Regions from separate parts of the Homo sapiens genome. Here region 2 is linked to region 1. The links are chromatin contacts, found by Hi-C or POLR2A ChIA-PET in ENCODE. All regions are on one chromosome and are shown on one strand. The core of a region is the stretch at or near the end of the contact, and the rest is flanking DNA. Distances in the headings are between cores, read along the strand shown. Region 1 has its middle 17 kb from the start of ANO10. Region 2 has its middle 42 kb from the start of ABHD5.

Evidence for each region. A loop is a pair of places that touch in the nucleus more often than their neighbours do. ChIA-PET counts read pairs that join two places held with the same protein, here RNA polymerase II (POLR2A).
Region 2: a map of astrocyte of the cerebellum shows a loop between it and region 1 (7-fold over the local background). The contact joins two enhancer-like sites. A Hi-C loop is called at or near these places in 2 of 168 maps with a recorded cell type or tissue (astrocyte of the cerebellum and endothelial cell of hepatic sinusoid). POLR2A ChIA-PET finds 5 or more read pairs at or near these places in 3 of 52 experiments (BJ, activated T-cell and naive thymus-derived CD8-positive, alpha-beta T cell).

The regions. Positions count from the first base shown.
Region 1 is chr3:43,636,064-43,641,760 of GRCh38, forward strand. It overlaps a transcript of ANO10 not described here. Among named protein-coding and RNA genes, the nearest start is that of ANO10, 17 kb to the left of the region's middle. Within about 2 kb of position 2,953, at least 3 of the 41 ENCODE cell types and tissues checked have a DNase peak (open chromatin) inside an H3K27ac peak, as active enhancers do.
Region 2 is chr3:43,729,461-43,735,858 of GRCh38, forward strand. It overlaps a transcript of ABHD5 not described here. Among named protein-coding and RNA genes, the nearest start is that of ABHD5, 42 kb to the left of the region's middle. Within about 2 kb of position 4,476, at least 4 of the 41 ENCODE cell types and tissues checked have a DNase peak (open chromatin) inside an H3K27ac peak, as active enhancers do.

The sequences.
Region 1 (5,697 bases), core at 1,703-4,202:
TGTAGGTTTCCCCGGAAGCAGACCCTGAAACAAAGATTCAAGTGCAAGCTGTTTATTTGAAGGGAGAGCCTAGGAGACATAGGTAGGGGAGTGAAGAAGAGAGATGGAAAGGAAGGCAGCCAGTGAAGGGTATGTTGTCAAGAAGGCTGCTGCTGTGGTTGACTCCAGCAACCAGCATAGGAGACACCTGCACATCAGTGTCAGTGAGGGAGCTGGTTGAGGACTGCTGGCCAAGGGAGGTTAATTTTTCTGGCACTTCTGGTGGCCATTTCTGTGAGTAGCAAGGACTCCTGCCACCAGAACAGCCCTCAGGTAAGGAGATGCACACACTGGCAGTTGACATCAGGTTAGCTGGAGAGTCCAGGGAGGATAACAGGGGGCCTCTGGCAGCATCTGCTACAAAGGTCATTTCAGGGCCGAGAGAGTCTTTTGGCTCATATTTCACATTCACAAGTTTTAAGTTGAAACACCATCTCTGAGGGTACAGAAGTAGTTACAGAGCTATACAGAGAGGATTGAAAGAAGACATCCTTCAAAACAACTTTAAACTTGTGTCTCATTAACAGACCACAGTAGTAATAATTATACACAATGAATTTAATATTTCTCACAAATCCTTTATCTTGTAATTTGTACAATATATTGTCATATATTTTTGTGTTTAATAGACGTTCTTTGTTAAATGTGGATGTTGAAAGTATCTAGCATTTAAATTTGTTGTAAACCTGAATTGATATTTCTTTATTTTTTAAAATATATTGGGAGTCTCAAAAACTGAAAAACACCTGGTCTCTGTCACCACTAAAAAGGCCCCATTTAGCCTGGTGCAGTGGCTCAGGCCTATAATCCCAGCACTTTGGGAGGCCAAGGCGAGTGGATCCTTGAGCCCTGGAATTCAAAACCAGCCTGGGCAAAATGATGAGACTCTGTCTCCACAAATAAATAAATAAAAGTTAGCCAGGCAGACGTGGTGGTGCATGCCTGCAGTCCCCGCTAGCAGGAAGGCTGTGGTGGGAGGATCAATTGAGCCTGGGAGGTGGAAGCTGAAGTGAGCTGTGTTTGCACCACTGCACTCCAGCCTGGGTGACAGAGTGAGACCCTGTCTCAAAAAAACAAACAAAAAGCTGGGTGCGGTGGCTCACACCTGTAATTCCAGCACTTTGGGAGGCCAAGGTGGGCAGATCACCTGAGGTCAGGAGTTCAAGACCAGCCTGGCCAACATGGTGAAACCCGGTCTCTACTAAAAATACAAAAATTAGCTGGGCTTGGGGGCGCATGCCTGTAATCCCAGCCACTCGGGAGATTGAGGCAAGAGGATCACTTGAACCTGGGAAGCGGAGGCTGCAAATGAGCCGAGATGGCGCCACTGCACTCCAGCCTGGGCAACAGAGCGAGACTCCATCTCAAAACAAACAAACAAACAAACAAACAAACGCCCCAATTAAAAACAATAGCATCACGGAGAATTAGGACCAAAATTTAGAAGAAGAATAAAACAGCCCAAGAGACAGCGTCAGGGCATTTTTTTTTTTCACCTACTAGATAAAGAAGCAGTAGGGCAGTGCACATCGTTCCTGTGCAGAGCTATTTCTTCTTGAGCTTCACAGCACTTTGTGTACAGAAATGAAGAATGATGCCCAGAAACTCCACTTTGTAGAACTAAGCAGATTGAGCCAGTTGATCCAGGAACCTCTCTCAAATCTTGCTTTTTATCTTTTGTCTTAAAGAAAACAAATTATGAGGCAAAAAGTAACCATTGTTGGAGGATAAATCAGAAAGTTGTCATTTTCCCTTTTAGAACTAGTGGGATTTACTACCTGTTCTGAATACAGTATAAGAATATAATGGGCAGCAATGAATGAGTAATCATAAAAATATCCAAAGCAGAATTCCATCGAGTTTTAAAAATTGTTTCCTTCATAAAGCATAAAGGAAATGTGCATATTTATCTTCAAATACAAGCAGATTAAATTGAGATACGTCGTTTAATTGAACTATAAGTTAAAAATTCTTAATGAGATCATCTTGTGAAAACCTAAACTCTACATTATTCCTCCTGAAAATCTGCCTTCTCCAGACAGAAATGTATAAATGGTCATTGACTAACCAGGCTATAAACTGCTCATTTGTAAGGATAACCTTCGAACTTGCATTACAATTGAAGAGATGAATAATTTTCACAAGTAAGAAATAGATATTTTTGTTGAAATTATGCAATTTATATTAATCCTCTTGATCACAATTTACAAAAAGTTAAGAAGAGAAGCTTTTTTGAGATGTTTTTATGGTGTTAATAAAAATAATACAAATTGGAAATTTTGTATTATAATTACCCCTATTAAAGCATGTGTCATTTCACTGGGATTTTTAGTCTTCAGAATCAAGCAATAAATGCATATAATGTTGGCTATTCAGTCTGCTCAATGGGATATAGATGGGATATTGTGACAAATCTTTTTTCTACCTATTTGTGAAAAATGAAATGTTTAGTAAGTATTTTTTAAAGGGTAAAAATACTTTAACTCACAAGTAGCCAGAGAGCAGCTAGAGGTTTGTGAAACGGTGGTCAAGGGCCTGATTCCCAGCACTCACTGGGTAGGAAGTTACACACCTGCTGTACAGCGAGACAAGTCGTTGCCACAGGAGTTTGCAGTTGCACCACAGCGCCATCAAGTGAAGGGGTGAGAAAGGTGACTCTCAACAATTATTAATACTCAAGGTAGGTACCACTCCTGTTGAACATATTGCTCCCAGATATAGCAGCCTAAAAACCACAGAGTCATTATGTCACTCAGTTTCTGACAGGAATGTGGGAGTGGCTTAGCTGAGTGGTTCTGGCTCAGAATTGATCCTGAGGTTGTGGTCAAGATGTCACCTGCAGTCATCTGAAGGCTTGACTCAGGCTGGAGGGTCTGCCTCTAAGGTGGCTCCCTCACATGACTGCAGGCAGTCTCAGTTCCCCACCAGATAGATCTCTCCACCAGGCTGCTCACCCGTCCTCAGGACATGGCATGGGCTTCCTGCAGAGGGAGGGCTCAGAGAGAGAGAGCGAGCAAGCAGGAAGCTGTAATACCTGGGAATCACCTACTCTCCAAAGTCACACACCATCATTTCTGTGTTGTTCTAGTTGTTAGAAGCACATCACTAGGTCCAGCCCACATTCCAGGGGAGAGGAATTAGCCTTCATCTTTTGAAAGGGGCGTCAAAGAATTTCACATTTTAAGTCATCGCAGTGCAGCCAGCCCAGAGATCAGATGACTCAGCCAGTTTGCCCTCACTAGATCTAGAGGGCTCCCGTCCACACCCTTGCTAGGTGTTTACAGTGCATTTCTAGCACTAATGTTTAAGACATAGATCCAAATGCCACACAACTAAAATAAGTTGAAGAATCAATTTGTGATGAAAATACAGACAATTCTGGCTGGGTGCAGTGGCTCACGCCTGTAATCCCAGCACTCTGGGAGGCCGAGGTGGGCGGATCACGAGGTCAGGAGATTGAGACCATCCTGGCCAACATAGTGAAACTCCGTCTCTACTAAAATACAAAAATTAGCTGGGCGTGGTGGTGCATGCCTGTAATCCCAGCTCTGTAATCCCAGCTACTCAGGAGGCTGAGGCAGGAGAATCCCTTGAACCAGGGAGTCGGAGGTTGCAGTGAGCTGAGATCGCACCACAGCACTCCAGCCTGGCGACAGAGTAAGACTCCATCTCAGAAAAAAAAAAAAAAGAAAGAAAGAAAAAGAAAATGTAGACAATTCTGCCTTTTTAGAAAGTAGGACCTGGCACAATAGTATACTTTCAGATATGAGCCTGTTTGGATGGCACCCCAGTTCATTCAGAGAATGTCTCCAGCATTATTTTGTCTTAGCACAACCAGCTGAACTCACTGGAGTGTCGCTAGCCTAAGCAAGCCTAGTCCTGAGAGTCGGGGTTGCAGAAGATGTATGTTAGGGTGAAAGTGGGGTGGTAAAGGAAGAGGACACAGAGTAGGTCTGAAAACAGTGTTCTGGACAATCATTCCAAAATGAACCACTCTACAAAGCTTTACTTGAAGGATTGATATTTAAACACATCAGTCATTAGATGTCTTTATATTTAATGGGTTTCAATTTCACAAGACCTCTCATTGCTGGTTGTGTGCTTTGAGGGAACAGGGAAGAAAAGGTTAAAAAATATACCCCCAGCTTATAATGTGGAAAGAGTTTACTTGAAGCTGCACCACTCAACCAAGTCCATTCTGTTGTTTCTAAACCAACAAAAAGCATGGTGAAGAGAAGGCATCTGGTGGATATTGGCTGAATTTTTTTAAAAACAACTGGCTAGCAGGGCAAAGCATCAACCCTGGCCAGTGGAGAACTTGCCATCTTTGCCTGGCACTACTTCATTCCACTCCTCCCTGACCCCAGTCAGCAGGTACTCCTTCCTCCCAGGCCTTTGCACAGGAATCATGCAAACTGGAACCCATCCCATGCACTAAAAAGATTCTGGAAGTTTCATTTCTAATGTTCCTATTTTCTCACCATGTAGCAAAAAAGCAGAAGAGCACACACTCCCAAATAAAATGGTGAATTCTTTTACTAGCAGTATTCTACTGAACAGAACTCTTTTAAAATGCATTTTTCCATTGCCACATTACAGTGATAATTAATATTCATAATAATGACCTTGAAGGTCTCTCAGAGTCTGAGGAACCTAATGAATAATTAAGAGAATGAAATGGTTTTCAATAAGATTTCATGCTTAGTGCTTTTTGTATTCTAATACTTTTGATAGATTGTCATGGTTGATTGTCTAATTCCCCAGTCATGCGAGTAAACAGAGAATTTAATGTGTTTCAAGGGGACTTCCATGGTAAGTTATTTGCAAGCATATTAAACCAAAATCTGAAGTGCATTAAAAATCCTCAGCCAACGCTAGCATACACGCAGGCTGCCACATGAATTGCAGCTATAGGGAGCTATGGCTAGCTGGAACCACTCAGAATCCATCCTTTTCCTTCTAGATAGAAAAAGAAAATAATTATTGGAACTAAGGATAATTATACATAAAATTATATACCAAAATATTGTTCTTATAGTTGAGGATTCATTTGTTGCTCTTATTCATTGTCATATGTTTAAAGAATTTGACACAAGATTGATATCAAAAAATTATCTGGATTGGGGGTTCCTTTCCTATTCCTGGTGCCACTTCATGCTGTAATAAACTCTCACTCTTGTTTCTTTCTTGTTACCCCTGTTATGGTAGACATATCACTCTACTTGGAGAAAATTCCAAATCACTGTTTACAGTAGAAGAAAAATCCAATACCTATATTCGGCAGTTGAAAGACCAAGATCCCAAAAGGTGATATGACTTATACAAAGCTACATAGCAAGTTAGTTATAGAGCCCAATGAGAACCTGTGTTTCCCAACTCCCAAGCAAAGGCCTTTGTGCAACATCCATTGCCACACCAAAGCCAATAACTGCTAATGAAAGTTCTCCACCCATTGCAGCCACGGAAACTGAAAAAACTACTGAGAAATGTTATTTCAACAAATGCATTTGACTTATAAGGTTGAAGTACCATATATTCTATTGAAAATGTCTGAATTGAAAGGATTTAAGTCACTTTAAGCAGAAAATTAGAGCACACATGGCACTGTCTATTTTTAGGATCTCTGAGTCTCAGGCACAGGCATTTTAGTAATTTAGA
Region 2 (6,398 bases), core at 3,226-5,725, 95 kb after region 1:
TTCATTTTACCAAAGAGAAAAATGAAGCCCAGAGAGGTTAAGTGACTTGCCCAGGATCATACAGCTAATGAGTAGTCAGGAAAATATTCTCTTTAGAGTTCTTTGTATTTCTTTCTTCATAGTGTTGCCAAATATAAATAATAGTGTAGGGTTGGCCTGCCATGTGTTGGAGTGGGCAGGATCTTTGGTGTGACAAAGGTAGATAATTTGTCTAGCCAAGTTTTGAGATATCACAAAGCTACCAGTGCCTTAGCCAGGCAGAAGTTATATTCAGAATGATTACAAGTTGCTCTATGATAGAAGGTGCTCAAATAAATGTTAGTATAGGCCAGCACTGTATTCTATGCTACAGGGATTCCAGAAATGAAAATTAGTAAGGTGTAGACTCCTTTCTACTGGGTCATAAGCTATTTAGGAGTCTGTTTCTGTCTATGGTTCCTTTGTGTGCTCTTGTTAACTATACTGCAAAGTAAACATATTGTATTGTTGCAGAGGGGGAGAGATTGCATCTGGCCTGGGAGATCAGGAAAGCTGAAGCAGGAGGTGGCATTTGAAATGAAATACTTAGAAGCTGGTGATTAAATTCTGTTCATCTTTTATAAGAAATGACATTTATGGAACACTTATTGCATGCTTTGAGCTTTGCAACAATCTTTCATTTAATCCTTCTAACAACTCAGTGGGAAAGGTACACTTATTTCACAGAGGAGGAACCGAAGGCTCAGTTAACTTATTGGAGCAATGCCATTGGTGCCACACCTGGATGGCCTTGCTGGGCCAGCTTCTCTTGGTGTTGGCTGCCAACTAGTTCACACCAGCCTTCTCCTGAGGAATGCTCTTGGCTGATGAGAGCACTCATACCTGGAGAAGTAATCTGGAAGGGAAAGTCAAGGAAACCTTGCTGACTAAGTAGACAGTATGAAAAACACTGGTGAGAGACTTTGGACTTCCTGGATCTGTCTTCCATCTAATAGATATTCCAGAAAGAGAGACTTTAAGGTTTTCTTTTTTGTTTTAATGGAGAATAGAAAATAATCCCTTTTTTTTTTTTTTTTTTTTTTTTGAGACGGGATCTTCCCCTGTCTCCGAGGCTGGAATACGGTGGTGCGATCAAAGCTCACTGCAGCCTTGAACTCCTAGGCTCATCATGCAGTCTTCCCTCAGCCTCCTGAGTAGCTAGGACCATAGGCACATGTCACCACATCTGGCTAATTTTTCTTACTTTTTGGAGAAATGAAGTCTTGCTATTTTACCCAGGCTGGTCTTGAACTCTTGGGCTCAATGATTCTCCTGTCTCAGCCTCCCAAAATGTTGAGATTGCAGGCATGAGCCACTGCGCCTGGCCTAATCCATTTGTTTGTTTTTTTGTTTGTTTGTTTGTTTTTTGAGACGGAGTCTCGATCTGTTGCCCAGGCTGGAGTGCAGTGGAGCAATCTTGGGTCACTGCAACCTCTGCCTCCTGGGTTCAAGCAATTCTCCTGCCTTAGCCTCCTGAGTAGCTGCGACTACAGGTGCATGCCAACACGCCTGGCTAATTTTTTGTATTTTTAATAGAGACAGGGTTTCACCATGTTAGCCACGGTGGTCTCGATCTCCTGACCTCGTGATCCACCTGCCTCGGCCTCCCAAAGTGCTGGGATTACAGGCGTGAGCCACTGCGCCCGGCCCTAATCCATTTTTTTTAAAGTGAATTTCCTTGTGGCCCCAGGTGGTGAGCAACAATAGTGGGAGAAAGTTCACACACAGATATCACCTAGTATAATTTCAACCTCCTAAGAATTCCAAGGATCGTTCGCTAAAGCTAAGGTGAAAATTCTACATATTGCCAGAGGAGACATAGAAAGTTTCAACAGACTGGCACTCAATGGTTTATCTTCCAAATGGGAACTATCTCCAAAGTGCTAAATTTTTATGAAGGAAGATGATTTTGAATTTAGAATTCTATATTCTGTTTACTATCTTTAAGAGTGAGAACAAAATAACAGTGTTCTTGAACATGCAAACACTCAGACAACACTGCATACATAATTTTGGGGGCCCAATGCATAATAAAAGCGTGGGGCTGCTTGTTGAAAGATTTAAGAGTTTGGGCCGGGTGCGGTGGCTCACACCTGTAATCCCAGCAGTTTGGGAGGCCAAGGCAGGCGGATCACCTGAGGTCGGGAGTTCACAACCAGCCTGACCAACATGGAGAAACCCCGTCTCTACTAAAAATACAAAAATTAGCCGGGTGTGGTGGCGCATGCCTGTAATCCCAACTACTCAGGAGGCTGAGGCAGGAGAATCGCTTGAACCCGGGAGACGGGAGGTTGTGGTGAGCTGAGATCGTGCCATTGCACTCCAGTCTGGGTAAGAAGAGTGAAACTCCGTCTCAATAAATAAATAAATAAATAAAAATTAAAATTAAAAATTAAGAATTTCAGGATGGCAACTGCAGAGCATTAAAATAAGTGTGGGACCCCTCTGAATGCAGCGCCCCATGCAGTTGCACAGCTCATGTGCCCAGGAAGCTGAGAAAACTCACCACCCATGAAGTCTTCTGGAAAAAAGAAAGCATTTAATTCAAAAAAGTGGTGAGTGCGAGACAAAACAAAAAATGATCCCAGTAAAACATAAAAAAAATTATTGTCTTTAATATTCTTTATGAAGCTTAATGATTTTTAGAATACCATTAAGAATAGAGGGGAGGGCTTGGCACGGTGGCTCATGCTTGTAATTCCAGCACTGTGGAAGGCCGAGGTGGGTGGATAACTTGAGATCAAGAGTTCAAGACCAGCCTGGCCAACATGATGAAACCTTGTCTCTACTAAAAATACAAAAATTAGCCGGCAGGGTGGCACGTGCCTGTAATTCCAGCTACTTGGGAGGCTGAGGCAGGAGACTCGCTTGAACCTGGGAGTTGGAGGTTGCAGTGAAACGAGATTGCACCACTGCACTCCAGCCTGAGTGAGGAAGCAAAATCTGTGTCTCAAAAACAAAACAAAACAAACAGAATAGAGGGGAGATGTGTACTTAAAAATCATACACATTAAAATTTGATAATTTCAACAACAGGAAAGAGATGGTCAAGAAGTAAGAGAAAAGTAAAATGCAAGCTTAAAGTCTTGTTAGACTTGGGCAGGGGATGTTTAAATACTGATTAATTAGAACTAATTGTATTTTTAAAAATTAATTTTAAATATGTAAAGGTAAGCACAATATTTAAAGGTAACTGCAAAATTAGTGACTTACCCAACACACATTTATAATCTCATGGTTTCTGCGGATGAAGAATTCAGACATGGCTGAGCTAGGTCCTCTGCTTCAAGATCTTTGCATGGCCGCAGTCAAGATGGTAGCCAGGGCTGGGGTCTCAAGGCTGGAGTCAAGGTGATGGCCAGGGCTGGGCTTCCTCTTTGAGTGAGGAAGGACATGCTTTCCAAGCTCATGTGGTTGTTGGGATTTGGTTCCCTCCAGCTGATGGATTGAGGGCCGTAGTTGGTAGCTGTCCATCTGCTGAAGGCCACCTTCAGTTTGTTTCCACGTGAACCTCCTCAACATGGCCACTTCCTTCATCAAAGCATGTAAACCAAGAAGGCAGTGGAGAGTCTAACAAGACAGCAGTTACAACCTTGTGCAGTGTAATCATGGAAGTGACATCCCGCGGTCTTTGCTGGATTCTGATGGTTAGAAGGAAGTCACAGGTTTCATCCACACTCAGGAGCAGAGGAACTCTCAAGGGTGTGAGCACCAGGAGACTGGGATCCCTGGGGGCTGTCTTAGAGCTTACTCACTACCACACTCATTCATAATAAGGCCTGTCAGACAAGGGAGACTTGGTCATACACCTGAGTTATATAAATCCTCATCCAGTCTCCCTATGGTTGACAAGGTGTCTTGCTCATAAGCGTCAGTACCTGGTGTCAGGTGCTCTCATATAATCAATCACTGTTTGTTGAATGAACATGAATTGCTACAAATAAAAGCAGTTTTGAAAAAACAGTTTGGCGCCATTAACAGGTTGTTTTTAATTTGCATTGTAAAATGGGTTTGGCAGTTTTGCATATTAAAAGGTCAAAATGTTATGCCATGAAAGATAAAACAAGAGCTTAAACATTCCAGAACAAAATTTTCCACAGGATGCCCTTGTGTTTGCCTTTCACATCTGGATTGTTGTCATAGTCCTGCCATTCGCAGTAATTTACATTTGAGTCACATTTCTCTCTTGAGGAGTAAATATAGTACAGTACTTCCCTTTAAATGTCCTTTACTCAAGGAGAAAAACGTATTTGGGGTACATATTTTCACAACCATCCTGGCATAAATTTTAAAATCTGTGTGCAAATGGGTGGTGATTGCATCATGTTAGGTTGCTCAGAGAATGTCTTTAAGATGACATGATTGAGAATTGATTCATTAACACTGTTACTATTTTTTCAGAGCTCATTCCGCAAAACCATGTCTGAGAGCCAGGAAGTCTGGATTCTTGTCCCAGTGCCCCAACCAATGAGCTGAGTGGCCTTGGCAAGTCACCCAGTCTGCACCAGTTTTCTTGTCTGTGGAATGCTGGGCTTGGATGAATAGTAATTCAAGGATCTCTCCCTCTGCAGTGTGCTTTCTGGTGACCATGAATGGATGCTGTCAGTAGATGCCTTGGTGCTCTTTACGGTGCTGGTGCAACTACCCCCAACTGTCAGGAAGATGTCCCCTAGTGGCTTATAGCTGTCTCCTCTGCAGAATTGCCCTTGGCCAAACAGCTGCTTCCTCACCTGGGAGATCACACCCCTGCAGCCGATGATTGACTGACACGTGGGTGCAGAAAGCCTGCCCTCTTGCCTCCAGGTGGGACCCAGTCTGTGGTGCAATTTGTGTTCCTGGGCACCTGTGGGACTGGCTGAAGTTAAACTTCAGATTAAACTACATCCTTAATTAGCTCTTTCCCTCACTCCAGCCTATTTCTCTCTCCTCGCGTTTCTTGAGAGCCCCCAAAACCCAATATATAAGAATTCTTTTCTTAGGCTTTGCTACTAGAGACCCTGATCCAAGAAAGTCACCTTAAAAGGAAGGGCTTATGGGTATGGGATTTCTTGAATTTTCCGGAGGGTGTAAGGTCATCATGAAAATAGGGGATGGTGAGGTGTAAAAACAGAGAGGAAGCCTTAAACCAGGGATGTCCAACCTTCTGGCTTCCCTGGGTCACGCTGGAAGAAGCATTATTATCTTGGGCTACACATAAAATACACTTAACACTAACGATATCTGATGAGCTAAAAGAAAAATGCAAAAAAATCTAATAATGCTTTAAGAAGGCTTAAAAATTTGTTTTGGGCTGTATTCAAAGTCATACTGGGCTGAATGTGGCCTGCAGCCATGGATTGGAGAAGCTTGCCTTAAACTGAAGCACTGGATATATTTGAATAAATATGCAGTCTTTAGTTTCTAGAAAATTTAGTTTGCATTTGATGTGATGCTGAAACCTCTAAGTAGAAACACCTGCTCATGTCCGGCCCAGAGTGAGTACTCACTGAATAATTATTGAACCAAATCATGCTGAATTTCTAAAATGGGGCCTAGAATTCCTGAAGATGTTTGATTGTAGGAGAGAAGAGTTTGGGGGCACAAAGGAGAGAAAGTATTAGGTTGGTGCAAAAGTAAATGCGGTTTTGGCCATTACTTTTAATGGCCAAAACCACAATTGTTTATATACTATAAAGAGAAGTCTGGGCTGAAGGCTCACTCTGTCCCAACTCCTCTAGGAAGTATGATGGAGATCGGGACCAGGGGTAGGCAATGATCTGAGGTCAATCTTAGCAGGTATGTCTAGACCGCAGGTGCCAGCATTCTGGTAGGTTTGGAAACCCCTCTTCTCTACTCCCAGCCACCTCCCACCATGCTGGTAAACTTGATGGAGGAGGCAGCTCCCTGCTCTCAGCAGCTCTCCTGGGTCCAGCTCCCTGCCTTTCTCAGTGTCTGGGGAATGAGAACAAGTGCTCTCATTGTCCCATAGGGACAAGGCCAGGGCTTCGCTAACCTGGTACCTGGTGTGCTGGGATTTATGGTTCAAAATGAAACACTCTGCATTCCCCTCACCCACACTGCTTCATCCATACCCAGCCTTCTCAGTGGTTCTCCTCCCACCTGACTTTTGGACTTGTAGTTATTTTGTGTCTCCTTATCCCCTCACTAATGAGTGGCCAGAGAAAGCTCAGAGGGGCTAGTTCTGGATTTTTCAGAACAAGGGATGGGAGTCATGGCAAGGAATTGAGATGCTGGGCCAAAGAACAGAAGTCTCCACCCCTATGCCAGCCCTGGGTGCTCTGTGGACTTGAGGTCAGCTGTGGCCTGCCCTGAGCTGGAGGCCTCTCCTGTTAGTTTTACATGAGGGGCCCCATGGGCAGAGAGGCTCATCACCCGAGTAA